2 separate regions of the Homo sapiens genome follow, and region 2 is linked to region 1. A link is an interaction called in ENCODE POLR2A ChIA-PET data of the cell type or tissue named here. Cell type or tissue: GM12878. All regions are shown on one strand. Each heading gives the region's core, and the rest is flanking DNA. Links, peaks and the distances in the headings are about the cores only. Region 1 overlaps ANKRD17-DT (ANKRD17 divergent transcript). Region 2 has its middle 22 kb from the start of CXCL8.

Region 1 (13,567 bases), core at 4,407-12,406:
TCCTGGATCTACCAAATCAGCCTTCTGATTTGTCTTCTTGCATCCTTTTGGCCTACTCCACGTAAGCAACAAGGATGATCTTTTCAACACATAAATCATAGCACTATCCAGCTTACCTCACTTTAATAGCATCCCATCTTTCTTTAGATAAAGACAGAAATCCAAAGGAAGGGATAAGGTGGCCAACTAAATGTAGCCAGGAAACACCTCTCCCACCTAGGGAAATCAAAATATAGAGTAAGCCATCACCCTCTGAACAGCTATTTTGAGAGAAAACACTGAAAGTCAATAGAGAGATGACGTAGACATTGAGGTTGAAGAGAGAGGAAGCTGGGACAACTGTATGGAGTCATCGAGCACCAGGACCAGCTTCTGGTCCTGAACAGGTGCTCAGGAAAGGGTGTGTGAAGGAACTCTGGGGCACCACACTGCCACCACAGGACTCTGGGATCCTAGCTACAAGAGATCCGATTCCCCTCTAGACATTTGAATTGGCAAGGGGAACTCCCCGGAGATTAGGCAGAGGCAGAGTTCAAACCTGCACAGAGCCCAGAAGGTTTCACAGCCTATGGGGCAGCTGCAGCAAAACGTGACCACAGGCACCCATGCCCCAGGCTTTTCCATCTTGCTCTGGGTGACGGCAGCCACTGCTAACTGTCAGGCCAGAGAGAGGAGAACTCTTTTTCAAAGGATTGCGGTGGATCTGATCCATATGCCCCCTTGACTCTGACCCCTCCCAAGGCCATCTGCCAGACTGCTCCTGAAAGTGGGTACACACAGCACAGCCTCCTGAGTGCCTCATCTGAGTGTTTTGCTGGCAGACTGTGAGCAGTTCAGTCCCCCAGCACAGCCGGTGAAGGAGCCAGAGTACAAAGTCGTGAGCCCAGTTCCCAATTTCCAGGGTTCGAGCACACTGTCCAGGGGTATTGAGCTGAGATCTGTAGCCAGAGCTTGAGCAGGGGAGAAGCCCCCACTATCAGGACAAAGAGAAAGTGGGGCATGGGTTCATGTGCTGATGTGGGAAGTAGGTGTCTTTCCCTCTGCAAGACCAGTCTGGGAAAGGTGTTGCCTGTTGGCCAGCTCAGCTTCGGCCTGAGGGATTCCCATGGGGCAGAATAGCTGGAACAGCCAAGCAATCTGGGCACAAAAGGCTTGGAACAAAACTAGCTGGTTTGGCCAGCTCCTGGGGCAGAAATTGGAGGAAGACCCAGTTGGGAAAGTGTCAGCTGCGCAGACTCAACAGTCACCTGCTGGGCTAAAAACCCTGGTCCATGGAGGTATACCAACTGCATACTTGTGGCACCACAGCCCTGCTCCAGAATCCTCTGCCTTTGATCCACTGCATCACCAGACATACCCCACAATTCACTCCGATTTTGCCAAGCTCAGAGGACCAGCAGGTCCCCTGGGAATTGCAGGTCTCCTGGTGACTTAACAAGTACTTCTCAACCTACAAAAAGACTTAGCCACACAATAATACTGGTAAACTTCAATACCCCACTGACAGCATTAGACAGATCCCTGAGGCAGAAAACTCACAAAGAAATTTTGGACTTAAATTTGACACTTGACCAATTGGACGTCTACAGAATCACAGAATATACATTCCATCAGCACATGAAACATACTCTAAGATCAACCACATGCTTGGCCGTAAAGTAAGTCTCAATAAATTTAAAAAAATCAAAATCTTACCAACCATACTCCTGGACCACAGTGGAATAAAAATGGAAATCAATACCAGGAATATCTATGAAAACCACACAATTACATGGAAACTAAACAACTTGCTCCTCAATGACTTTTAGGTAAACAATGAAATTAAGGCAGAAATCAAAAAATTCTTTGAAATAAATGAAAACAGAAACACACTATGCCAGAATCTCTGGGATGCAGCAAAAGCAGTGTTAAAAACAAAGTTTATAGTGCTAAATGCCTACCTCAAGAAGTTAGAAAGATCACAAATTGAACCTAGAGGAAGTAGAAGAACAATAAACTCACCCCAAAACTAGCAGAAGAAAAGAAATACTAAAATTGGACCAGAAATGAATGAAATTGAGACCCCAAAATCCATACAAACAATATATGAAGCCAAATTTGTTTCTTTGAAATGATAAACAAGATCAATGGATCACTAGCTAGATTAACAAACTACAAAAGAGAGAAAATCTAAAGAAGCACAATCAGAAATGACAAAGGTGAAATTACAACTGATCCCAAACAAATACAAAAGAGCCTCAGAGCCCAGGTGCGGTGTCTCACGCCTGTAATCCCAGCACTTTGGGAGACTGAGGTGGGCGGATCACCTGAAGCCAGGAGATCAAGACCAGCCTGGCCAACATGGCGAAACCCTGTCTTTACTAAAAATACAACAATTAGTCGGGCGTGGTGGCGCATGCCTGTAATCCCAGCTACACAGGAGACAGACAGAAGAACTGCTTGAACCCAGAAGGTGGAGGTTGCAGTGAGCTGAGATCATGCCACCGCACTCCAGCCTGGGTGACACAGTGAGACTCTGTCTCAAAAATAAAAAGAAAAAAGTTAAAAAAAAAAAAGATCCTTAGAGACTACAATGAACACCTCTATTCACAGAAACTAGAAAATCTAGAGGAAATGGATAAATTCCTAGAAAAACACACACCCTACCAAGATTGAATCAGGAAGAAATTGAAACCCTGAATAGACCAATAACAAGTTCCAAAATTGAATCAGTAATAACAAAAACTACCAACCAAAAAATGCCTTGGATCAAATGGATTCACAGCCAAATTCTACTAGATATACAAAGAAGAGCTGGTATCAATTCTACAGAAAATAATCCAAAACACTGAGGAGGAGGAACTCCTCCCTAACTCATTCTATGAAGCTAGCATCATTCTAATACCAAAATTTGGCAAAGAAACAATGAAAAAAGAAAGTTACAGGCCAATATTCCTCATATACACGGAAGCAAAAATCCTCAACAGAAGACTAGCAAACCAAATCCAGCAGCACATCAAAAGTTAATTCACCATGATCAAGTAGGTTTCATTCCTGGGATGCAAAGCTGGTTCAACATACACAAATCAATAAATGTGATTGCTCACATAAACACAATTAAAAATTAAAACTATATGATCATCTCAATAGACATAGAAAAAGCCTTTGATAAAAATCCAACATCCCTGCATGAAAAAAACCCTCAGCAAATTTGGAATAGAAGGACAATATCTCAAAATAATAAGAGCTATCTATGGCAAACCCACAGCCAATATCATGTTGAACCAGTAAAAGCTGGAAGGATTCTCCTTAAGAACTACAGCAAGACAAGAATGCCAAGTCTCACCACTCCTGTTCAACAGAGTAGTGGAAGTCCTAGCCAGAGCAATCAGGCAAGAGAAAGAAATAAAAGGCATCCAAACAGGAAAAGAAGAAGTCAAATTATCTCTCTTCACTCACAATATGATTCTATATCTACAAAACCCTAAATATGATACCAAAAGTCTCTTTGAACTGATAAGCAACATCAGTAACATTTCAGGAAACAAAATCAGTGTACAAAATCAGTGGCATTTCTATACAGCAATAGCATTAATGCTGACAGCCAAATAAAGAATGCAATCCCATTTACAATAACCACCCAAAAAATAAAATACCTAGAAATACATCTAACCAAGGAGGTGAAAGACCTCTACAAGGAGTACCACAAAACACTGCTGAAAGAAACCATAGATGACACAAGCAAATGGAGAAACATTCTCTTATCATGGACTGGAAGATCAATATCATTAAAAGGGCTATACTGGCCAAAGCAATCTACACATTTAACATTATTCCTATCAAACTACCAATGCCATTTTTTCACATAATTAGAAAAAACTATTCTAAAATTCATATGGAACCAAAAAGACCCTGAATAGCCAAAACTATTCAAAGCAAGAACAAAGCCAGATGTATCATATTATCTGACTTCAAACTATACTACAAGGGTATAATAACCAAAACAGCATGGTACTGGTACAATAAAAGACACATAGACCAAAGGAACAGAATAGAGAACCCAGAAATAAATAAAGCTGCACACCTACAATCAACTGATCTTTGTTAAAGTTGACAAAAATAAGCAATGAGGAAAGGACCCTCTATTCAATAAATGATGCTGGGTAACTGGCTATCCATAGGCAGAAGAATGAAACTGAACTTGTACCTATCACCATATACAAAAATTAACTCGAGATGGATTAAATACTTCAATGTAAGACCTAAAACTATAAAAATCCTAGACAAAAACTTAGGAAATATTTTTCTGGACATCAGCTTTGGCAAAGAATTTCTGACTAAGTCCTCAAAAGTAATTGCAACAAAAACAAAAATTCACACATGGGACCTACTTAAACTCTAGAGCTTCTGCACAGGGTAAGAAACTATCAACAGAGTAAACAGACAACCTTCAGAATGGGAGAAAATATTCACAAACTATACATCGGACAGGGTCTAATGTGCAGAATTTAGAAGAAACTTAAAGAATTCAACAAGCAAAAAAAACCAAATATCCCCATTAAAAAGTGGGCAACAGATATGAACAGACACTTCTCAAAAGAAGGCATACAAGAGGCCAACAGACATACGAAAAAATACTCAGCATCATTAATCATTAGAGAAATGCAAATCAAAACCACAATGAGGACAGGCGCAGTGGCTCACGCCTGTAATCGCAGCACTTTGGGAGGCCAAAGCAGGTAGATCTCTTAAGGCCAGGAGTTCAAGATCAGCCCGGCCAACACGGCAAAACCCTGTCTCTACCTAAAATACAAAAATTAGCCAAGCATGGTGGCACACGCCTGTAATCCCAGCTACTACTCGGAGGCTGAGGCATGAGAATCACTTGAACCTGGGAGGTGGACATTGCAGTGAGCCAAGATTGCACCACTGCATTCCAGCCTGGGTGATAGAGTGAGACCCTGTCTCAAATAATAATAATAACAATATTAAAAAACACAGTGAGATACCATCTCACACCAGTCAGAATGGCTATTATTAAAAAGTCAAACAATAACAGATGCTGGAGAGGCTGAAGAGTAAAGGAAACACATACAACTGTTGGTGGGAATGTAAATTAGTTCAGCCACTGTGGAAAGCAGTTTGGAGATTTCTCAAAGAACTAAAAATAGAACTACCTTTTGACCCTGCAGTCCTATCATTGAGTATATACTCAAAGGAAAATAAATCATTCTACCAAAAAGACACATGCATGCATATGTTAGTCACAGCACTATTGACAATAGCAAAGGCATGGTATCAAGCTAGGTATCCATCAATGGTGGATTGAATAAAGAAAATGTGGTACATATACAACATGGAATACTATGCAGCCTGGAAAAGAAGAAAATCATGTCCCTTGCAGCAACACAGATGCAGCTGGAGGCTGTTGTCCTAAGTAAATTAATGCAGAAACAGAAAACCAAACATCTCATGTTCTCACTTATACGTGGGAGCTAAACACTGAGTACACATGGACATAAAGATGGCAACAATAGACACTGGAGATTACTAGAGATGGGAGGCAGGGAGAGGGACAAGGGTTGAGACACTACCTATTGGGCATTATGCTCACTACCTGGGTGACGGATTAATCATACTTCAAACCTCAGCATCACACAGTATGCCCATGTGACAAGGCTGCATATGTATCCATTGAACCTAAAATAAAAGTTGAAATAAAAAGATTTAAAAGGACAGAAATTCGGCCGGGCACTGAGGTGGCTCATGCCTATAATCCCAGCACTTCGGGAGGCCGAGGAGGGTGGATCACAAGGTCAAGAGATTGAGACCATCCTGGCCAACCAACATGGTGAAACCTCATCTCTACTAAAAATACAAAAATTGGCCAGGCGCAGTGGCTCACGCCTGTAATCCTAGCACTTTGGGAGGCCGAGACGGGCAGATCATGAGGTCAGGAGATCGAGACCATCCTGGCTAACACGGTGAAACCCCGTCTCTACTAAAAACACAAAAAATTAGTCGGGCATGGTGGCAGGCACCTGTAGTCCCAGCTACTCCGGAGGCTGAGGCAGGAGAATGGCATGAACCCGGGAGGCAGAGTTCGCAGTGAGTCGAGATCACGCCAGGGCACTCCAGGCTGGGCTGCACTCGAGCCTGACAGAGCAAGATTCCGTCTCAAAAAAATAAAATAAAATAAAAAATTTTAAAAATACAAAAATTAGCTGGGTGTAGTGGCGCACGCCTGTAGTCCCAGCTACTCGGGAGGCTGAGGCAGGAGAATGGCATGAACCCGGGAGGCGGAGCTTGCAGTGAGCCGAGATCGTGCCACTGCACTCCAGGCTGGGCGACAGAGTGAGACTCCTCAAAAAAAAAAAACAAAAAAAAAAACCCAGAAATTCTTCTTCTAATGACCCTCTATGATTAGTCTTTACCCACTTCTACTTCTTAAACTCATCTGGCAACATGCCTTTCATAACTCTCTAACACAATGGAAACAATAGACTTCTTTCAACTCTGAAACCACGATTTTTCTTTAACCTCAGGTACTTGCATAGCTATACTTCATCCTTTCTTCAGCTAGTTAACTCCTACTCTCTCTTAAGTTCTCAGTTTGACCATAATATCCCAGGAAAGCACTATTACACTGTTTAATAGTACTATGCACTTCTTCCTTATAGCACTAACATAGTTATAATTTTCTATTAATTATAGTTATGTTATTATATTTAGACTTGGTTATATAACCAGTTATATTATTATATTGTATTTAGCAATAATTTTCATTAAATAATTTTTAGATTAATGTATAACATCTTTGCCCCACTTAGCTTGTAAGCTCAGTAACAGTGGAGGCCATGCCTGTTTTTGCTCATCATTATATCCCAAAGTTCTAGCCTAGCACCTAATGCATACATGGTAGGTGCTCAATAAGTGTTAAATAAATGAAAGTTTAAGCTGACAGTCTTAATTACTAAGAGAGACAATACAGAGAGCAGACTCTGTGGCTTTTCTCACAATAGATATGTCCCACTCATCACTACTTTCTCACCTATATATAAACAAGTCTCCTGAACCATAAAGTAGGGGTGGAGGCCTTCCACTTCCAGGTTTACCATTCATGCATCCCAAATTCATTTTAACTGGTCCCTGTGCAAATGGCCTTAGAACTCCACTTGTAACCCAATATCTTTGCAACTCACTCCAACTGCGAGAGACAAGAAGCCAAAATACACAACAGGGAATGATCTGGACTTTGCCATTATTGTAGCTAGCCTTGGCACTTCAGCTGGTAGGGACAGTATTTGTAGAAGAAAACCATATGAACAACCACTGATGTGAATCCCTGTGTAAAGTCCAGTGTTTTTTATTAAGGCACTGGTCCATGACCAAAAATGGGGCTTGGGTGCCTACAGAATAATGAAAGTGAAGTAGTTTGAAGTAGAAATGATAATTAGTACAGTTTTTTTTTTTTTTTTTTTTTTTTTTTTTTTTTTTTTGTGGCAGCAGGCCAAGAGTCAGAAATAGGAAACCAAATACTAAAGTCTAGTACGAAGGACAGGAGCAGAACTATAAAATGGGAATGGAGCCAGAGTCAGAAGCCAGATGGACTATGGAGTGAGTGCAGATCTGGAACCAGGGAATCATGTACATAATCATCATAGTGAACAGATCAGGGCAGGCAAATTTCTGGAACCATGGCCATGTTCGGTTAATTTAAGGCACAGAGCTGGAAGAGAACCTCCTACCAAAGAGAAGTGATAGCTTCCAGGGGAAGCCTGAGTAATTGTGTGGGGCCAGAGGGAAAATCTTCCCTAACCAGTTACCCTTTAACTTGAGCCCCCTCACATATTCACCATGTGACTCACAGACAATAACAGCGAGCTTCAGGTAATTCACCCCTCCTCATATCTAGAGTGCTACATTCTCCAGCCTTATTGCCCATCTTGCTTCTTTCTCCCACTGCATTCTTGTGTTGACACAACTCATGACTTCTGATTTGTCCTCTGGCTTTTTACGTAACATTCATTCCTTACATCTGACAACAGATTAAGTTTCATCCTTTTTTTTTTTTTTTGTCCTGTGGGCAATTCTTTGTACTTATCCTTTCCTTCCTTTTACTTCTAGCTGCTCTAGATAATAAACTAACCTACCTAATTAGATACCTCTATCTCTGGGGTCCCTTCTCTAACTTAAACTTGAGTGGCTGGTGTAACTACCCAACGTTTCCTAATCCTTCCTACTCTCAGAATTGCAAGTGCAGGACTTAAGGAATAAACACTTTAAAATGCATTCTGTTATCTTTTAAAAAATGGCCAATATCTTGTTTTCTGTATGCAAGTTTTATCTCACTAAATAAATCTTATGTTTCTTGAGGAATGGATTGACTCTGTATTACTTCTCTAGTCTTTATACTACTGACTACCTAATCAATATACTGAATTTGAAAATAATTGTAGGTGAGGTACTGTGTGTATGGCAATACTTAACTTTATTTAAAGAAGTCTTTCTGAGAATTTAAATGCTACTAGATCCCATTCAATACATTTATAATGTAATTTATTAAAATACAATAGTCTTAATAAGTAAGATATTTTACAAAATGATGTTTTTTGAAGAGTACGTACTATATCATAGAAATTTACAATGGGAAAGAAAGACCCTCGAATTATTTAACATAACACCCTGTTATATTACAGAGTATCTCCTTAAAATTAGTGTTGATTTCCAAGCCTATGGGGACAATCATAACAAACATGACTTATTGAGGAAGCCAAGGACGGTTTCCCTGAGAAAATGACATTCAAGATAAACTCTGAAGAACAGGTATAGGACACCTCTGTGAATAGGGGAGCACATGGCCGGGCGCGGTGCCTCACGCCTGTAATCTCAGCACTTTGGGAGGCCGAGGCGGGCGAATCACGAGGTCAGGAGATCAAGACCATCCTGGCTAACACGGTGAAACCCCGTCTTTACTAAAAATACAAAAAAATTAGCTGGGTGTGGTGATGGGCGCCTGTAGTCCCAACTACTCCAGAGGCTAAGGCAGGAGAATGGCGTGAACCCGGGAGGCGGAGCTTGCAGTGAGCCGAGATCGCACCACTGCACTCCCGCCTGGGCGACAGGGTGAGACTCCGTCTCAAAAACAACAACAACAACAACAACAACAACAACAACAAACAACATGTCGAATTATCTATCTTTCTTAATAGGATCTAAGTTCTCAAAAAAAAAAAAAAGTCGGGGGAGCACAAAATATGAGGTGAATTCTTGAGAGGAGGGACAGGTAGAAGTGTCTGCTGAGTTTGAGCAACTGAAAAGTTTGTGTTGCTGAAACAGAATTAATAAGGGAGAGCATGGGACAAGAGGAGCAAGGGGCGACGAGTTCTGAAGCCTTGGTAAGGATTATGGACTTTATCCTGAGAACAGTGATAAACCATTGACAGGTTTTGAGAGGAGCATAATATGAAAAGATTTGTGTATTTTTTTTTTTAAGTCCCTTTGGACATTTGTTTCTGGTCATAATGAAAAACTGGAACTGAATTTATCCTTCCATCTGAAACAACTAGAAAACTAGACAAAATTTATAAAGCAATGGCTTTCAAGACATTGGTTATCAGGCAATGAAAAACAGTCATCCTGTCATATGGGAACAAATGAGATAAGTTATACCATAGCCCCAACTTACTGGAAGAAGTTTCCTGGATGCAATGTAAGGAGGGGAAACCCTGAGTCAAAACCCTGAGCTGACAGTCTGAGGAAGTTGAAGAGGCTAGAGTTGGCAGGGCAGATTCTGGAAAGGGGGAACTATACAGATGAGAACTCTAGAGATCTGAAGGGAATGTCCTTGGATGTTCAGTTGAGTATTGATCAGAACATGCATGTGAAGAAACTACCCAGAACTGGGGAAAGAATCACACACAGGGATTAGAGGAAAGAGTATTTGTAGCTCATATATGGACAGGGATAGTGCCTGTTCCCAACAGCCAGATTGGAAAACCACATAATTTAGAAGACATCAGACATTTTTTTTTTTAGGATTCTAAGAAGAATCTTCCCTCAGTGGTGGGTAAGATTTAATCCTAGAGGTTGGGCACGGTGATTCACGCCTGTAATCCCAGCACTTTGTGAGGCCAAGGTGGGTGGCTCACCTGAAGTCAGGAGTTCAAGACCAGCCTGGCCAATACGGTGAAACTCCGTCTCTACTAAAAACACAAAATTAGCTAGGTGTGATGGCACACACTTGTAGTCCCAGCTACTCAGGAGGCAGAGACAGGAGGATCACTAGAACCCAGGAGGTGAAGGCTGCAGTGAGCTGAGATCATGCCACTGCTCTTCAGCCTGGGCAAGACAGAGCAAGACTCTGTCTCAAAAAAAAAAAAAAAAAGATTTAATCCTAGACTAAATGCTTTTTGGTCTTTTCTAGCGCAGCTTAAAAGCAAAATTTCCTAGAACCAGTGATAAAGAAACAGTGATTAAATCAACCAAAGGAAAAATATACATGATATAAAGAGGGCCAAAGGTAAAGATGAGAGATTTCTTATCAGAAGCAATGCAAACTAGAAGAGAGTAAAGCAATATCCTGAAAGTACTGAAAGAAAAAAAAAAACTTATCAATCTAGAATTTTTTACCCAGTGGAAATATCTTTCAAAAACAAAGATGAAATAAGGATATTTTCAGATATTAAAAGAAGCTGAAATAATTCATCACAAGCAGACCAGCACTGTAAGAAATAGTAAAGGAAAATTTGGTATTTTTTTCTTTTGCTTTTCCTTCAAGCAAAAGGAAAATAATACCAAATGAAAACCTAAATAAAAGAATGGAGAGCATCAGAAATGGTAACAACATGAACAAATATAAATACATTTTTATTATTTAAATGTCTTTAAAAGATAACTGACTCTTGAAAGAAACAACAAATATAATGATAATGTACTATGGCAGGGGTCCCCCAACACCCAGGCTGCAGATCAGTACTGGAGGTGAGTGGTGGGCAATCGAGCATTACTGCCTGAACTCTGCCTCCTGTCAGATCAGGAGCAGCAGGCATCAGATTCTCATAGGAGCACAAATGGTATTGTGAACTGCACATGCAAGGGATCCAGGTTGTGCACTCCTTATGAGAATCTAATGCTTGACGATCTGAGATGGAACAGTTTCATCTCAAAACCGTCCACCCCACAATGGTCTGTGGAAAAACTGCCTTCCACAAAACTGGTCCTTGATGCCAAAAAGGTTGGGGACCACTGTACTATGTGGTTTATAAAATATATAGAAGTAAAATGTAAGGCAAAATAGTACAAAGGTCAGGAGGGGAAAATAGAATTGTACTATTTTAAGGTTCTTGCGGTATATGTTAAGTAATGTAATACCACTTGAAGGTAGAACATAACAAATATGTATAATATAAACCCTAAATCAATAACTTAAACTTTATGTCCTATTACTGTGAATTATAAAGAATTATAGCTAATAAAACTTTATATATCGTTATTGTGAATTAAAAAGAATTATAACTAGTAAGCCAACAAGGGTGATAAAATGGAATAAATATTACACAGTTTTTCTAAAAGAAGGCAAAAAAGGAAAGGGGGAAGAAGAAAAGATGGAACAAACAGAATACAAATAGAACCAAAATTATCAATAATTAAATTAGATGTAAATAGTCTAAACTCTCTCATTTAAAAACCAGAGATTATTAAGATTGGATAAAAATGCAAGATTCAACCATGCTTAACATACAGCTTAAAAATTAAGGGAAGAAAAAAATATACCATCCTAATACTAATCAAAAGAAAGCAGACAAAATAGATTTCAGAGCAAATAATATTACCAGAGATAAGGAACATAAAATGGACAAATTATTTGAAAGATACAAACTACCAAAACGCATTCAAGAACAAATAGATAACATAAATAACTCTACATCTATTAAAGAAATTGAATTTGTACTTACAAACCTTCCCACAAAGAAAACACTGGGTCCATATGGCTTCATTGGTAAATTCTATCAAACATTTAAGCAGAAAATAACACCAATTCTACAAAAACTCTTCCAGAAAATTGATAAGGGAATATTTTCTAATTCATTCTGTGAGGGCAGCATTACTTGATACCAAAACCAGACAATGACATTACAAGAAAAGACAACTACAGACCAGTATGTGTCATAAAAATACATGTAAAAATTCTTAGCAAACTTTGGGAGGCCAAGGCGGGCAGATCACGAGGTCAGGAGATTGAAACCATCCTGGTGAACATGGTGAAACCCCGTCTCTACTAAAAATACAAAAAGATTAGCCGAGAGTGGTGGCAGGTGCCTGTAGTCCCAGCTACTCGGGAGGCTGAGGCAGGAGAATGGCGTGAACCTGGGAGGCGGAGCTTGCAGTGTGCCGAGATCGCGCCACTGCACTCCACAGCCTGGGACAGAGCCAGACCCCGGATCAAAAAAAAAAAAAAAAAAAAAAAAAAAAAAAATTGTCAGCAAAATTTTAGCAGAGCTAATACAATAATATACAAAAAGGATAATACATCATGACCAAGTGGGGTTTATCTCAAAAATACAAGGTTGGTTTGATATTCAAAAGTTAATCAGTGTAACTCATTGTAAAAACAAGAAAGAAAAATCCTATGATTATCTCAACAAATACAGAAACAGTATTTGAAAATACAAAATACATGCCTGACAAAAACTGTCAGAAAACAGAGAACAGAAGAGAACTTCCTTATATTGATAAACAGTATATGTGAAAAATCTACAGTTAACATCACACTTACGATCAGGAACAAGGAAAGGATATCGATCTTACCACTTCTAATCAGCATTGTAGTAGTGGTTCTAGCCAGTGAAGTCATGCAAGAAAAATAAAATCTCCATTTGGAAAATAAGAAGTATAACTCCCTTCATTCACAGACGGCATGATTTCTGTGAAGAAAATCCTATGGAGTGCATAAATAAGTTACTAGAACTAATACAGGAGTTTAGCAAGGTTCCAAGATACCAGATCGATATATAAAGTTAATTATATTTCTGTATATAGTAGAGCATCATTTCATATGTTTATTTTCCAGCCATATAGCTTACTTAGTGAATTGTCTATTCAAATATTTTGCCCACTTTTAAAAAGGTAAACATGTATCTATCATGTGACCCAGCAATCATATGAAAGCATGCCTGGTCGCAATCTTTTTTTTTTTTTTTTTGAGACAGAGTCTCGCTCTGTCGCCCAGGCTGGAGTGCAGTGCCGCGATCTCGGCTCACTGCAAGCTCTGCCTCCTGGGTTCACGCCATTCTCCTGCCTCAGCCTCTCCGAGTAGCTGGGACTACAGGCGCCCGCCACCGCGCCCGGCTAATTTTTTTTGTATTTTCAGTAGGGACGGGGTTTCACCATGGTCTCGATCTCCTGACCTCGCGATCGGCCCGCCTCGGCCTCCCAAAGTGCTGGGATTACAGGCGTGAGCCACCTCGCCCGGCTGCATGCCTGGTCACAATCTAATCTCGGGATGAATATGTGACCATACATGGCAAAGAGACTTTGCAGATATGATTAAGACAAGACTCTTGAGATGGGAAAGTTATCCTGCATT
Region 2 (16,397 bases), core at 4,318-12,317, 490 kb before region 1:
TAAAATGTTAATAGTTCAGTGGGACTTCTTTCTTTTCATGTGAGGTGGCTGCCTTCTGCCAGCGAGGGAAAAGGGCCAGTATGAAGCCTTTTGTATTCACACTTGTGGCTCCCAAGCTGTTGTCAGGTGTCCACGGAAAATGATGTCGCATGAATGATTTAAAGGATGGTAAATGTGGGAGATTTTATTGCCAATGAAAGTGGCTCTCAGTGGGAAAGAGAGCTGAAAAGGGGAAGTAATCTTCCCCTGAAGTCCAGCCATGTTCAGCAGGATTCTTCTCCAAAGTTACGTGGTCAAGCCATCCCTCTGAAGTCAAGCCACTTCTCTCCAATGTCTAGCTGTAGTCCCCAAGGTCCAGCTGCTTCTTCCCTCTGCTGGCTGAGTCTGGAGTCATTATAGGCACAGGATGGGGTGGGGCAGGGTCATGGGTGACTTAGGAAAAGGCAAAGTTCGCATGGGAAAACAGTTCTCACTTTGGCCATGGTCTCGGGCTTTTCAGCTTGAGGATAGGGCTTCACCAGGGACCTGCCCTTTTTTACCTAGAATTTCTCTGCCTCCTTTCCCCATCATTTCCCTTTTCAAAGCGGAACATCTCACTGCCATTAGAATACAGACAATGACCGATCTTAGCTACTTTCTGCTTACTGGGGACACTGTTTTGAAGAAAACAGTGGTCAGATTTCCCTCAGAGGTTTACCTAAGGGCCTCTGGTAAAAGGGAGCCATTGTCCGAGGCTCCAGTTACATGACCCTTTGGAATTTGATCGCCTTTAGGTGAGAAGAAACAAGTTTTACAGGGATAAGTTTGCATGGATCAAATATATGTATTATACAAAACGGGGTTAAAAGGAGATAATCTGGTGACAAAGTTTACAGAAATAAGAAGTAAAATATACTATTCCTTCTAGACACAATATTGTATCCTGCAGTATAGAACAGAATAAAGGTAAAAACAGCGAACATAGGCAAGACTATAAAGAGGATATCCATGGAAGTTTAACACTTATCTTTTGTAATTTTTAGCTTGAGGTCCCCAACCTCTTCATATTGGTACTTTGGGTACTCTTTGGGTTCATCAGCTTCCCAGGCATTTACATGGGTGTAATAAATTCAAGAATCTATTCCAGTGACCTATTGTAAAAGACAGGTGGCTGCTTTCAGGAGGTTCTCTAAAGTACTATCTGGTCCCAGGGCCTGTTTCTGCAGCTTCCTCCTGATCTCAGGGGCTGCCTGAGTAATAAATTTATCCTTTAGGATTAGTTGTCCCTTAACTGAATCAGGAAGTAGAGAGTTGTGCTTCACCAAGGCCTCTTTTAACCTTTCCAGGAGAGCAGTGGGATTCTCATCAAATACCTGGTCTATCATGGATAACTTAGAATAATTGAGAAGCTTAGTTCTAGTCCTACATAATCCCTCCATTATGCACACCTGAATGTGTCTCCTCTTCCATTCTCCCATCTTGTCAGTGAGATCCCATTTAGGGTTATCCAACGGTACTGCTTCTCTTCTAGTTGGATAAAGTTTGACCCCTTCCCTGACACTGTATGTAATAGAAAGCTCATTCCCCAAATCTCTCTGCCACTTGCAGAGTAGCCTGCTTCTCAGTGTTAGTCAGGCTTTGATTCAAAAGTAGCATAACATCTTCCCAGGAGAGTTCAAATACTTGAGTTAAGTTCTGGAAAGCCTCTATACATCTGTCAGCATCATGTGAAAACTTGCCAAGATCCCCCTTAATTGGCCTTAAGTCCTTTAGAGGGAAAGGGACCTGGATCTTACCAGGGACCAAATTCACCAGGCATCTGTTGGAGGGGCAAGAGTGGGACTGGGGCTTATCTAGGGTGAGGATTTCTAGGAGGGAGCAAACAGGAGAGATAAACTGGATAGGGAGGATGGGGTGGACCAAGAGGAGCAGGCAAGAGGGAGCTGGCTCCATTGCTAGAGGGGCCTCTGGGGTTCACCTCTTGTAGCCTTTCTGTGCATTGCAGAAAGGAAAATGATCAGATTATTTGGGGAATACTGGTCACTGGCTCTTAGCTGACATTCATTCCAGGGAACCCAAAATGCCACTGTGGTCCTCCAGTTAAAGTAGGGGCTTATGTAGGTCAGGTAATGTATGGAGTTTTAGCTAATGTCCCACTTCCAGTCAGTCCAATGGGTACCCAGACTCATCCTGTGGTTATTTCCCCAGTGCCAGAATCCATAATTCGCATAGACATACTTAGCAGCTGGTAGAATCCCCACATTGGCTCCCTGACTGGTAGGGTGAGGGTTATTATGGTGGAAAATGAAAGGCAGCTCAAATGGAAGCCATTAGAGCTGCCTCTACCTAAAAAAATAGTAAGTCAAAACAATATTGCATCCCTGAAGAGATTGCAGAGATCAGTGCCACCATGAAGGACTTGAAAGATGCAGATCCCTGTTCAACTCTCCTATTTGGCCCATACAGAAGATAGATAGATCTTGGAGAATGACAGTGGATTACTGTAATCTTAATCAAATGGTGACTTCAATTTCAGCTGCTGTACCAGATGTGGTTTCATTGCTTGAACAAATTAACACACCTCCTGGTACCTGGTATGCAATCACTGATTTGGCAAATGCCTTTTCCTCCCTTCTTGTCCACAAGGCCCAGCAGAAGCAAATTGCCTTCAGCTTGCAAATTGCCTTCAGCTGTCCTACCTCAGGGATCCATTACTCTCCAGCTTTGCATCATAATCTTGTTTGCAGATATCTTAATCCCTTTCCCTTCCACAAGATATCATACTGGTCCATTACATTGATGACATTAGGATGACTGGATCCAGTAGGTCATAAGTAGCAAACACATTGGGCTTATTGGTGAGATATTTGCATGCCAGGGGATGGGAAATAAAACTGACTGAAATTCAGGGAACTTCTACCTCAGCAAAATTTCCAGGGGTCCAGTGGTGTGAGACCTGTTGAGATACTCCTTCTAAAGTGAAGGATAAGTTGCTGCATTTGGCCACCCCTACAACCAATAAAGAGGCATAATGCCTAGTAGGCCTATTTGGATTTTGGAGGCAACACATTACTCATTTGAGTGTCTTACTCCAGCCCATTTATTGAGTGACCTGGAAGGCTCCTAGAATTGAATGGGGTCCATAACAGGAGAAGGCTCTGCAACAGGTCTAGGCTGCTGTGCAAGCTGCTCTGCCACTTGGGCCATATGACCCAGCAGATCCAACGGTGCTTGAGGTGTCAGTGGCAGATAGGGATGCTGTTTGGAGCTTTGGCAGGCCCCTATAGGTGAATCACAGCAGAGGCCTCTAAGGTTTCGGGGCAAGGACCTGCCATCTTCTGTAGATAACTACTCTTCTTTTGAGAGACAGCTTTTGGCCTGTTACTGGGCTTTGGTAGAAACTGAACATTTGACTATGGGTTATCAAGTCACCATGCGACCTGAAATGCCTATCATAAACTGGGTACTTTCTGATCCATTTAGCCACAAAGTGAGGTATGCACAGCAGCATTCCATCATTAAATGGAAGTGGTGTATACGTGATCGGGCTTGAGCAAGTCCTGAGGTCACAAGCAAGTTACATGAAAGAGTGGCTCAAATGACCATGGTCCCCACTCCTGCCACCCTGCCTTCTCTCCCCCAGCCTTCAGCGATGGCCTCATGGGGAGTTACCTATGATCAATTGACTGAGGAAGAGAAGACAAGTTCCCTGTTTGCAGATAGCTCTCCATGATATGCAGGCACCATCTGAATGTGGACAGCTGCAGCACTACAGCCCCTTTCAAGGACATTCCTAAAGGACAATGGCAAAGGGAAATCTTCCCAGTGAGCAGAACTTCAAGAAGTGTACCTGGTTGTGCACTTTGGTTGGAAGAAGAAATGGCCAGATGTCCAATTATATATTGGTTTATGGGCTGTAGCCAATGGTTGGGCCAGATGGTCAGGGACTTGGAAGAAGCATGATTGGAAAATTGGTGACAAATTTGGGGAAGAGATATGTGTGTGGACCTCTCTGAGTGGTCAAACACTGTAAAGATATTTGTATCTCATGTGAGTGTTCACTGAAGGGTGACCTTAACAGAGGAGCATTTTAATAATCAGGTGGATAGGACGACTCGTTCTGTGGATACCACTCAGCCTCTTTCCCCAGCCACCCTGTCATTGCCCAATGGGCCCGTGAGCAAAGTGGCCATGGTGGCAGGGATGGAGGTTACACATGGGCTCAGTAACATAGACTTCCACTCACTAAGGCTGACCCAGCTACGACTGCTGTTGAGTGCCCAATTTGCCAGCAGCAGAGATCAACTCTGAGCCCTCAATATGGCACCATTTCTTGGGGTGATCAGCAAGCTACTTGGTGGCAAGTTGATTATACTGGACCTCTTCCATCACGGAAAGAGCAGCAGTTTGTCCTCACTGGAATAAACACTTATTTGGGATATGGGTTTCCTATCCTGCACCAATGCTTCTGCCAAGACCACCATCTGTGGACTCACAAAATATTTTATCCACCATCATGGTATTATACACAGCATTGCCTCTGACCAAGGCACTCACTTTACAGCTAAAGAAGTGTGACAGTGGGTTCATGCTCATGGGATTCACTGGATTTACCATGTTATCCATTATCCTGAAGCAGCTGGATTGATAGAACAGTAGAATGGCCTTTCGAAGTCACAATTACAATGCCAACTAGGTGACAATACTTTGCATGGCTGAGGCAAAGTTCTTCAGAAGGCTGTGTATGCTCTGAATTAGTGTCCAATATATGGTACAGTTTCTCCCATAGCCAGGATTTACAGGTCCAGGAATCAAGGGATGGAAGTGGAAGTGGCACCACTCATCATCACCCCTAGTGACCCACTAGGAAATTTTTGCTTCCTGTTCCCATGACATTATGTTTTGCTGGCCTAGAGGTCTTAGTTCTAGAGGGAGGAATGCTGCCACCAGGAGACACAACTATGATTTCATTAAACTGGAAGTTAAGATTGTCACCTGGCCACCTTGCGTTCCTCCTACCTCTAAGTCAACAGGCTAAGAAAGGAGTTACATTGTTGGCTGGGGTGACTGACTCAGACCATCAAGATGAAATCAGCCTACTACTCCACAATGGAGGTAAGGAAGAGTGCACATGGAATACAGGAGATCCCTTAGGGTGTCTCTTAGTATTACCATGCCCTATGATAAAGGTCAATGGGAAACTACAACGGCCCAATCCAGACAGGACTACAAATGGCCCAGAACCTTCAGGAATAAAGGTTTCGGTCACTCTACCAGGTAAAAAACCACAACCTGCTGAAGTGCTTGCTGAAGGCAAAGGGAATACAGAATGGGTAGTAGAAGTAGTCATCAATACCAGCTAAGAACACATGACTAGATGCAGAGATGAGGACTGTAATTGTCATGAGTATTTTCTCCTTATTTTGTCAAGAACATGTTTGTGCATGTATACACTTGACTAAGAAAATATTTTCATTTTCTTTTTTTTCTTTATCATGTGACATAAGGTTTATTGACTTCATATCAGCATCTAAGTGTTATTAACTTTATGTAATAGCATTTGGGTTGGGGATTGGTGTGTTTCCAGTTGCAAAAGGATAGCTGTACTATGTAAGGCATAATTAAGACCTTATTATTGTCTTTATTTGAAAATTATGTATAATTTCAGGAGATGTATATGAGTTCAAGTTGACAAGAGGTGGACTTGTGATGGTTAATATCGAGTATCAACTTTTGATTGGATTGAAGGATGTAAAGTATTGTTCCAGTGTGTGTCTCTGAGAGTGTTGCCAAAGAAGATTAACATTTCAGTCAGTGGACTGGGAGAGGCAGACCCACCTTCAGTCTGGGTGGGCACCATTTAATCAGCTGCCAGCATGGCTAGGATAAAAGGTGGCAGATGAATATGGAAGGACGAGATTGGCTAAGTCTTCTGGCCTCCATCTTTCTCTCATGCTGTTTGCTTCCTGCCCTTGGACATTGGACTCTCAGCTCTTCAGCTTTTGGACTCTTGGGCTTACACCAGTGGTTTGCCAGAGGCTCTCAGGCCTTTGGCCACAGGCTGAAAGCTGTACTATTGGTTTCCTTACTTTTGAGGTTTTGGAACTTGGACTGGCTTGCAGATGACCTACTGTGGGACTTCACCTTGTGATCGTGTGAGTCAGTACTACTTAATAAACTTGCTTTCGTATACACAATGTATCATATTAGTCCTGTCTCTCAGAGAATCCTGACTAATACAGATGGAAATCACATTGTTCTGAATCGCATATCTGATGGCTGGGCCAAAAGCTCATTCTATCTAGTAAAATGTCTGCTGTTTGCAGTAAAACTCTTATTATTACGAAAAAAGATATAGGAGTCATGTCAAACTGTGAAAGAAGAAAGGGAAAGATACCATAGAAAAGTCTAGGGTCTTGGTTAATGTTCTAATGGGCAGTTGGGGACTGGAGCCCCTCTAAGGGCCTTCTGGCAACACTGAGTAGTGACCTTGGCCAGTAGCCTACAGTTGCCCCAGGACTTTATTCTGGTCTGACACGAAGTCCAGACCCCCATGAAGGTAAAAAGAGCCAACATTCCTTGCACCAGGAAGAGAGAGGTAACAGGGTTGCATCCTGTCCCCTGCAAATAGCATAGCTCAGAGGAAAGTCTGAGGACAAGAAATCTTGGAAAAGAAGTGAAGAGAAAGATCCAGCTGATCCGCATTTACTCACCCTTCTTACATATCCTGTATAGGCCCCCACATGAAGCAGGATATTTCCCTGACCCCTTCACAGGACTCGCAACAGGGGTGCCTCATTTACTCAGCCAGCAGCTCTTAACTCCTTGCAGAAGGGTGTGCGTGAGTGAATGAGGCGAGAACTGGATTGCAGGAGTGCTGGAAACAGCTGTCCACTTCAGTGCTGGCATGAGTGAACTCCACTTACTCAGACTTACTGCAGGAGGGAGCACACAGGTGAGCGGGCAGGATTTGGGGTGAGCGCTTTTGGGTACTGGCAGGGGCAAACTCTGTGCAGGCCCCACAGCAGCAGCATCTACAGGGGGATGCCTGTGACCCTTGAAGCTTCAGAAAGCATGTTACAGTGCTCTTTTAGCTCTGCTGTCCACAGACAGCTTAAGTTTTAACAGCTCAGTGGGTCCTCTGCCTTAGACAGCCTTTTGTATCCACACTTATGGCTCCCAAGCTCTTGTTCAGCATCCAGGAAAAATGAGGTTGCACAAACGAATTGAAGGATGTTAAATGTGTGTGATTTTACTGCTGATGAAAGTGGCCTTCAGTGGGAAGAGGAGCTGAAAAGGGAACAGGGAAGGAAGATAATCTTCCTCTGAAGTCCAGCTGTCTCCGGCAGGATTCTTCTCCAAAGTTATGCCATCAAGCTGTCCCTTTGAAGTCCAGCCACTTCTCTCTGACATTTAGCTATAGTCCTCAATATCCAGCTGCTTCTCTGCTTTGCTTGCTGAGTCCAGGGTCTTTATAGGTACATGATGGGGTGGGGCAGGGCCATGGGTGGCTTAGGAAAAGGCAACATTTGAATGGGAAAACAGGGTTATAAGTTCTCACTTTGGGCTGTGGTCTCAGGGTTTTAGGCTTGAGGTTGAAGCTTCACCAGGGATCCGCCGTTTTCTGCCCAGAATTTCTCTGCCTCCTGTCCCCATCAGTAGCTTTTAGACAATCATTTTACTTTAGGAAAAAGTAAAACATAAGACTTTCTATTGTGAACATTTTCTAAGGTTTTTGCTCTGATAAACATTGGCTTTTGTTTTGCCTGTAGAGTCAAACTTTACAAGGAATGGTATGCTGGAGCTGGCTGATACTATGTCATGAGAGCGGATTATCAGACATTCAGAAGTTTTACCAACCATTTGCAAAACCATTTTTAGCTTGAAAAACAGCGTAGTGAAAATATTTACACCAAGGAAATTGTCAAATACTAAAAGTCAAAGCTTTTATTTTAGAGACACTTTTGCCAGCAGGCCATTGTCACAGGTTTTGTCTTCTTCTTGTGGCAGTCATGAAAATGTACCTCTGGATCCCTGACTACAAGGAGCATAATTGACTGGTGGCTCTACACATTTTGCTTTAAAATTCATCATTACTTTTGTCCCAAGACTAAGCTTCCCAAGCATTGCTCCTAACTGATAAAGAAGCATGGCAGAATACTAACATAGACCGCTTCCGGGGAGACGCAGGTTTCCTCTAACAGGTGACTTGGACTCTATGATTCCCCAGTGACCTTACTGAACTTCCCCTTGAACTGCACTGCAGTCCAAGATGTTCCACCCAACCTACATTCACTTCCCCCTTCACTCAAGGTTAATCCCGCATCGTGGTCTGATGTCTTTGTCGGCCTCTCCCAGCTGCCTCCCCATTTCCTCTCACATACACTTACTTTAATAAACTTCTTGCATGCCTAATCCTATCTTGATGTCTGCTTCTCAGAGAATCTGGACCAACTCCCACACATACGTTTTCAGCTGCACCTTAGCTTAGTGTTTCTAAATTGTGACACTGCCCTGTATTTTATAATCCCAATGCTTTTCCACACACATTCACCCTCAATCCTATCCCCAGGTCCATGTTCCATGATGAACTGTCTTTCCTGTTTCTGCACATTCTATGCTATACCTCAGAGAATGTTTACTCATTATTTTTAAAAGATTTTTATTGAATGTAACACATAACTTAAAAGTGCACGTATTTCAATCTCAATAAGAGTTTTTACAAACTGAACTAGCTCCCATATCAAGAAACAGAACATTACCAGTACCCTTAAATCCTACTCCATGTTCCTTTCTAATCACATCCTGTGTCTCTAGGGTTACCATGGTTCTGACTTTCAAAGGCATACATTGTTTTTGCCTGCTTTTGTTTGTTAAGAAATTGAATCATGCAGCATGTGGGTTTTTGTGCCTGGCTCTTTAAACTCAACAATATGCTTGTAAGATTCATTAATATTTTTGTGTATAATTATACATAGCTATTCTCAATGTTTCTGCAATGCTATATAGTATTCCATTATATGATATATCATATTTGATTTATATTTTTTATTGTTGGCAGACTTTTGGGTAATTTTCTAATCTAGGACCACCACAGAGGGTACTGCTATTAACATTCTACTACGTGTCTTTTTAGGAATATATGTGCACATTTTCTGTCGAGTTTACATAAGGGACTTACTGGGTCAAAGGTAATGTGTATGTCTGCTTTGGTAGATGCAGCCGGTTTTCCAAACTGTATTATTTACACTCCTATCAGCAAAGTCTGAGAGTTCCAGTTGCTTCACATCTTCACCAATAGTTGGAACTGTCTGGTTTTTATTTCAGCTATTCCAATGAGTGTGCTAGTTGTTCATCTGCACACAGTTGAGTTGGTATTTAGATGGTGTCTTAATTTATTTTCTGTTGATTTATAAAAACTGGGTAATTTATAAAGAAAATAAATGAATACTTATCGTTATGAAGGCTGAGAAGTCCAAGGTTGAGGGGCTGCATCTGATAAGGGCTTTCTTGCTGGTGTGGACTCCCTGCAGAGTTCTGAAGCAGCACCGGACATTACGTGGCAAGAGGGCTGAGCGTGCTAGCTCTAGTCCCTCTTGCTGACCTTCTAAAGCCACCAGTCCTGGTCCTATAATAATCAATTAATCCATCAATACATTAGTCAGTCAATTAATTCATGAGTGGATTAATCCATTCATGAGGGCAGAACTCTCGTTACCCAATCACTTCTTTTATTTATTTTTATTTTTTTGAGACGGAGTCTCACTTTGTCGCCCAGGCTGGAGTGCAGTAGCTTGAGTTGAGCTCACTACAACCTCCGCCTCCCAGGTTCCAGCGATTCTCCTGCCTCAGATTCCCAAGTAGCTGGTACTACAGGCACATGCCACCATGCTCAGCTAATTTTTTATTATTAGTAGAGACAGAGTTTCACCATGTTGGCCAGGCTGGTCTTCAACTCCTGACCTCAGGTGATCCTCTTGCCTCGGCTGCCCAAAGGGCTGGGATTACAGATGTGAGCTACCGTGCCCAGCCATGTTACCCAATCACTTCTTAAAAGTCCCACTTCTCAATATTGCCACATTGGGGATTACATTTCGACATGTTTCTTCTTTTTTTTTTTTTTTCTTTTTTTTTTTAGAAGGAGTTTTGCTCTTTGTTGCTCAGGCTGGAGTGCAGTGGCATGATCTCAGCTCACTACATCGTCTGCCTCCTAGGTTCAAGCAATTCTCCTGTCTCAGCCTCCCAGGTAGTAGCTGGGATTACAGGCACCTGCCACCATGCCTGGCTAATTTTTGTATTTTTAGTAGAGGCGGGGTTTCACCATGTTGGCCAGGCTGGTCTCAAACTCCTGACCTCAGGTGTTTCTCCCTCCTCAGCCCCACAAAGTGCTGGGATTACAGGCATGAGCCACCATGCCTGGCCCAACATAAGTTTTAGAGGGGACAATTATTCAAACCATTGCAGATGGATTTCTAATGCCTGTGTTTCTGAACCATTATACCTTGGAAAGTGATTGTTATTGATTCTAATTTTTCTCTTTAATTAAGTTCTACCCTTTCTTTGAGTCACAAATATTATAATAGGATAAATAAATAAAGATAACAATAGTTTAGCTACCAAACATAGGGTAGCAGAAATGCTGTATTTATCCTACTCTTTTGTCCTCAGTCTTACTAAGACAAGAGAATAATCCAGGTGGTTCCTAATACTGTTGGTTTTACAAGTGGTTTCTCTTTCCAATCAAGCTGCTTGAGTTTTTTGCTATAAGAGTGTAAAATTAGCCATGTGTACAGTAAATGCATCCAGCTTTGTTTCCAAAAGGACTGAAATTCACTTTAATTTCTTAAATTGGATAGCAATAGAACCTGGAATCATGAATACTATCATCCCTCGCACTGGAATTTCATCTACAGAATTTAAAGACTTTCAGATATCGGTCTTTGAAATCTCATAAAGTGTCCCATTTCTGCTTTTTCTATATGATTTGATTTCAGATTGGCAAATGCAAATTCTGCATTTTGGCCAGAAACAGCCAAGAAAGAAAGGAAGGAAGGAAGGAATTTTTTAAACATTTTAAAAACTGGGGAAGTGTAGGTGTTTCTCATGGCAGTACAACTTAGTTTCAAGACCCAGGGCTATAAGATATGCAATCAGTCAAATTATTACAGACTAAGCTCTGCATTGGTCTCAACAGGTTTTTCCAAACAATTAGCTTTACTACTGGAGTAGACGTAGACTACGTGCTTGGAGAGAATTTTCACAACCATGTAGGAAGGACTATGTTATCAGTCTAACACATGTCACTCTTCCCAAGTGAGACACAAATGATTTATAACTTTTTGAGTTCCAACTCTGTATTTTCATGATTCAGTGCTTGGCAAAATCCCAAAAAGATGCATTTGCCTGAAGTTTCCAGCAAAGAGATTAATAGTTGTTTGTTGATGAATTCCTATGAAATTGATTTGAATGATTCTGGCAAGATTCTGTGGTGTAATAGAGAGGGGGCTGATTTTGGAACCAGACTTGGTGACAAAGGCATTACTACCTTTTAGAAGAGTAAATACTTACATGTACGAAAATAAGAAAAATTTATATGTAAAGCATCTTTGTCACTAGCTCTTTCCATTAATTCAGTGTTTGCATATGGTATCTGCCATTATTTACTCACTATTTTTACAGGAAAATAAAAAATAACTCTTGTTGCTATGAGCAGCATATACCCCCAGTGGCTGTGGCCTCCTTAGACTTTTAGAGAAATTTCCACCCTTTTAGAAGGACAAAAACTGGTCAGCAATACAGAATCTTGGGAGAATTTAAAGGTCTCATGATGACTGGCACCATGGAGTTAGGAAATGATACATTCCAAGCTCACTCAGAATGATAATATTTTTGAATTTTTATATAACATAAAATGCTTTTTATAGCAATATTTTTAACCGTACTATCCTTCTTTCCATAACAATCCATATCCAATAATTCCTAGCAAGGGAATTTCAGGAGAGATACGGAAATTTGCATTTCCTCGGAGGGCTTATTTGGTAATTGTGTCTTTTTCTAATGAGCTACTGGTACTTGGATCATATAACAAGCACCTATGAGCAAGGGAACAATCCCCAGATGGATCCTGGAACTCCTTGCATTTTGTTTCTCAATATTTTAATCCTCATAAAAATACATTTTCTTTAAAGTCTAGAACATAAGATAGTATAAATTCTGCAGATCATATTGGAAAAAGATCTAATATTACAAAAGTTTTAACACATATGGCACCAAAATCACACAAAACAAAAAAGAAAAAAAGGGTAAATTTGACTTTATCAAAATTAAATATTTCGTGCATCAAAGAACACTATCAACAGAGTAAATTTATATAATACTTTTGTGCATCAAAGGACACAGCAACCTATGGAATAGAAGAAAATATTTTCAAATCATGCATCTGATAACTGGTTATTATCCAGAATGTATTAAAAACTCCTACAACTTAACAACAATAAAAGCAACCCGATTTTTTAAATGGGCAAAAGACGTGGATAGATATTTCTCCAAAGAAGATATACAGATGACCAATATAAACAAGTAAAGTTGACTCAAAATCATTAAACACTATGGAAATTCAAATTAAAACTACCTTGAGATAACACTTCAATATCCTTAGGATGCCTATTAGAAAACAAAGTAATAAACAAAACAAACAAATACAAATCCAGAAAATAACAAGTGTTGGTGACAATGTGGAGGGAGAAATTGGAACTCTTGTGCGTTGCTGGTGGGAATGTAAAATAAAGCAGCATCTGTGGAAAAGTGTGATAGTTCCTCAAAAAAAAAAGAATTACCATATGAACTAGTAATTTCACTTCTAGGTGTACACCCAACATAATTGAAAGCAGGGACTCAGACATTTGGACATCAATGATCATAGCAGCATTATTCACAATAGCCAAAAGGTGAAAACAACCCAAATGTTCATCGATGGATAAATAGTTAGACAACATATGGTGTGTATATATAGATATATATATGTGTGTGTGTGTGTATATATAGATATATATGTGTGTGTGTATATATACACCATATATATGGTGTATATATATGTGTGTGTGTGTGTATGTATATACACCATATATATGGTGTATATATATATGGTGTGTGTATATATATATGGTGTGTGTGTGTATATATAGATATATATGTGTGTGTGTGTGTATACCCCATATATATGGCATATATATATGTGTGTGTGTGTATATGTATATACACCATATATATGGTGTGTATATATATATATGGTGTGTATATATATATATGGTATATATACACACACACACACCATATGTTGTCTATTTATCCATCAATGAACATTTGTGTTGTTATATATATATATATTTACAGTGCAATATATACATATATATATAATGCAATATTATTCAGCCTTAATAAGGCAGGAAATTCAAACACAAACTACAATCTGAATAAACCTTGAAGACATTATGCAAGGTGAAATATGCCAGTCACAAAAGGACAAATATTATATGATTCCACTTTATTAAGTATCTAAAGTAGTCAAATTCATACCTACAGAGAAATAGAATGGTGGTTGTCAGGGGCTGGGAAAGAAGGGGGAAACAGTTATTGTCTAATGGGTACAGAGTTTCAATTTGGGAAGATAAAAAGGTTCTAGAGATGGTTAGTAGTGATAGTTGCACAACAACCTGAATATACTTAATGCCCACTAAACTATAAACCTAAAAATCATTAAAATCATAAATGCTGTTATGTATATTTTACTATAGTATTTTTAGAAAGTTTTAAAACAATAGGGAATGCAGACGATGACAGATAGATAGAAAGATAGACAGATAGAGAAGTTTAAAATTATATAAAAATTTTCTAACCTGGATAAAAAAGGGTAAAAAACATGGATAGGGTAGGCTTCAATTCAGACTTTGCTCCTCAAGTTGAGAATCCACTTTAGCTTATCCAGCTTCCCTTTAATATACCTCTCCTATGTCTATTCAACATATAACCCTTCCAGAATATCTGCGACTCAGGATGCCAAGTTTCTTGTTTTTAGCGCTGAATAGAAGATCTTGAGGTTATTTTAGAAACAGACTAGAGGTCATTCTGAATAGTCAGAGGCAGACACAGTGCAAGGGGGCAAGTACAGCTAATAGTCAAGGAGGGGAGCCAAGGGTCAAAACCAGAAACCCAAACCCAGTTATCACATCTAAAGAATACATCAGGGCATGCAGTTAGGAGGAAACGAGAAATAGCGAGAAGCTTGGGTTGCCAAAACAGAGTGTAAGGCAAGAAAAGGTTGTAAGGTTCCAGAAGCTCAGCAGGCCACTGACTGGGTTGGTGGAACGCGGTTCTGAGGGAGTCTGATTTAGTGTTTGTCGTTTTATTTATCCTGCCACTGTTACCGCAAGAACTTCGTCAGACTCAAGCTCAGACTTAGCCCACCTATTAAGCCAATTACAGGTAGCTGGAGGAACATAGTAGAAATGAGGCAGTGACTAACAATTTATTCCCTTGATTTCTTTTCGTCTCTGTTTTGTTGCATTTCTTTTTAATCAGGCCTAATGTAAAATTGAAGAACAATTTAGCTTTTGAATCATATTTATTGAATAGCATTGTTGTATTTCCCAACTCTCCACCATCCCAGATACCAGAAAGCTAAAACGTGGCCTATGATACATATGGTCCAACATTGATTATCCAACCCTAATTGAAGGAAAGTAGCCACAAATGGAACCATGAACTTAATTAAAAGTGGAATACCTGTGGTGTCAGAGTTTACTATAGCAGATAAAACAAAATTCCTCTTAGGAGGATGGTGGTCCAAACTGGCATTCCACAGAATTTGGCTTGCCAAGTTCTGTGTTGTAAGATATTCTGAATTATTAGGAGACAAAGCAGACCATGTGTTGTCCAGTTCACCACAATCTCTACCACCTTCTGCTGATGGTCCTGAGCTGCTACATATTTTTTTCTAATATGCTCGGTTCCTGAATATGATTATATTATTATGGTGGATGGACCTTTGACATTTTTTAAAAAATAGATCCAGAGATTGGACAAGTTCTCAAAGACCAGCATACTCTAGTAGCAGATCTCAAGGAAGGCAAGACAAAGCTGTACCAATGTACGTGGTGATAAGTTTGGCACTGTCACTACCTAAGGCACATGCTCTCCCCACATCATCTTCATAGCCCATGTACCAGTGTTATCATTATCGCAGAAACTTGCAAATTACTACACACTGTGATTTTTTTTGTCTCATATGTTCACTTAAAAAAATAGACTTTTTAAAAGAACAGTTTTAGATTTACAGAAAATTGAGAAATTATTACAGTTTCTATATACCCCCACCCAGTTTCTACTGTTAGTCACATTTACATTAGTAGGGTAAATTTGTTACAACTAATGAATCAATATTGATAAGTTATTATAAATTAAAGTCCATACATAGATTTTCATAGTTTTACCGAATGTCTTTTTTATGGTCTAGGATCAATCCAGGATGCCACATTACATTAAGTTGTCATGTCTCCTTAGGCTCCTCTTAGTTGTAACAGTTTCTCAGAATTTCCTTGTATTAGATGACCTTGACAGTTTTGAGGAGCACTACTCAGGTATTTTGTAGATACCTCCCCATTGAAATGTATCTGTACATACTATCAACATAGTTTATCATTTATGATGTTGACTTTGATCACATGGTCAGGCAGTATTTTTCAGGTTTCTCTACTATAAAACTACTCTTCCTCCTTCCCTTTCCATACCATAGTCATTGGAATTAAGTCACTAGGCTCAGCCCATACTTCTGCAGTGCATAGTTATACTCCACCTCCTAAAGGGAGCATATCACAGAAATTATTTGGAATTATTTTGCATGGTAAATGAGACTGCAAATTTTAGTCTCTTCATAACAATTTATTTATTTATTCAATCATTTATTTAGATCCATTTGGACTCATGAATATTTACTTTATATTTTGGGTTATAATACTACTTCATTTTGTTCTCAAGTTGTTCCAGCTTTGGCCATCATTCTAGCTTCAGTTAGCTCCTGGTCCTCTTTGACATACCATCATCAATTTTTTAATGGGGATGGGGACACTCCCTTATTTTCTGGCGCTAGAAGATGTTCATGGATCATCTTGTAGATTTCTTGCCTCAGTCCTACACTCAGCTACACTCATTTCTTCAAAGGTCCCTCATTCATTCATTTCATTGGAAAATGATTTTAGATACCAAGATTTGGGTTCTAGTTGTGCTTGTTGCTACTGGAGTGCTATTACTTCTAAGCCCTCTCAGATAACAAAGGAAAGAAATATATGTGTGCATACTAACCCAACTATATACACATATCTACAAATATTTCTATATGTATCCACCTGTATCTATATTAAGCT

The links. Peaks named below come from ENCODE experiments on the same cell type or tissue, not always from the same donor. Only the 100,000 strongest peaks of a DNase experiment are listed, where the experiment ranks them.
Region 2: POLR2A ChIA-PET joins it to region 1 with 12 read pairs; 2 of 35 experiments call an interaction of 5 or more read pairs at or near these places.

Annotation. Positions count from the first base shown.
Region 1 is chr4:73,269,176-73,282,742 of GRCh38, reverse strand. The region is part of intron 1 of ANKRD17-DT (ANKRD17 divergent transcript); the gene reads right to left. Among named protein-coding and RNA genes, the nearest start is that of ANKRD17-DT, 17 kb to the right of the region's middle. In GM12878, for the core only: no CTCF peak of the experiment used is centred there; no DNase peak of the experiment used is centred there.
Region 2 is chr4:73,754,471-73,770,867 of GRCh38, reverse strand. No RefSeq gene overlaps it. Among named protein-coding and RNA genes, the nearest start is that of CXCL8, 22 kb to the right of the region's middle. In GM12878, for the core only: no CTCF peak of the experiment used is centred there; a DNase peak (open chromatin) is centred at 8,287.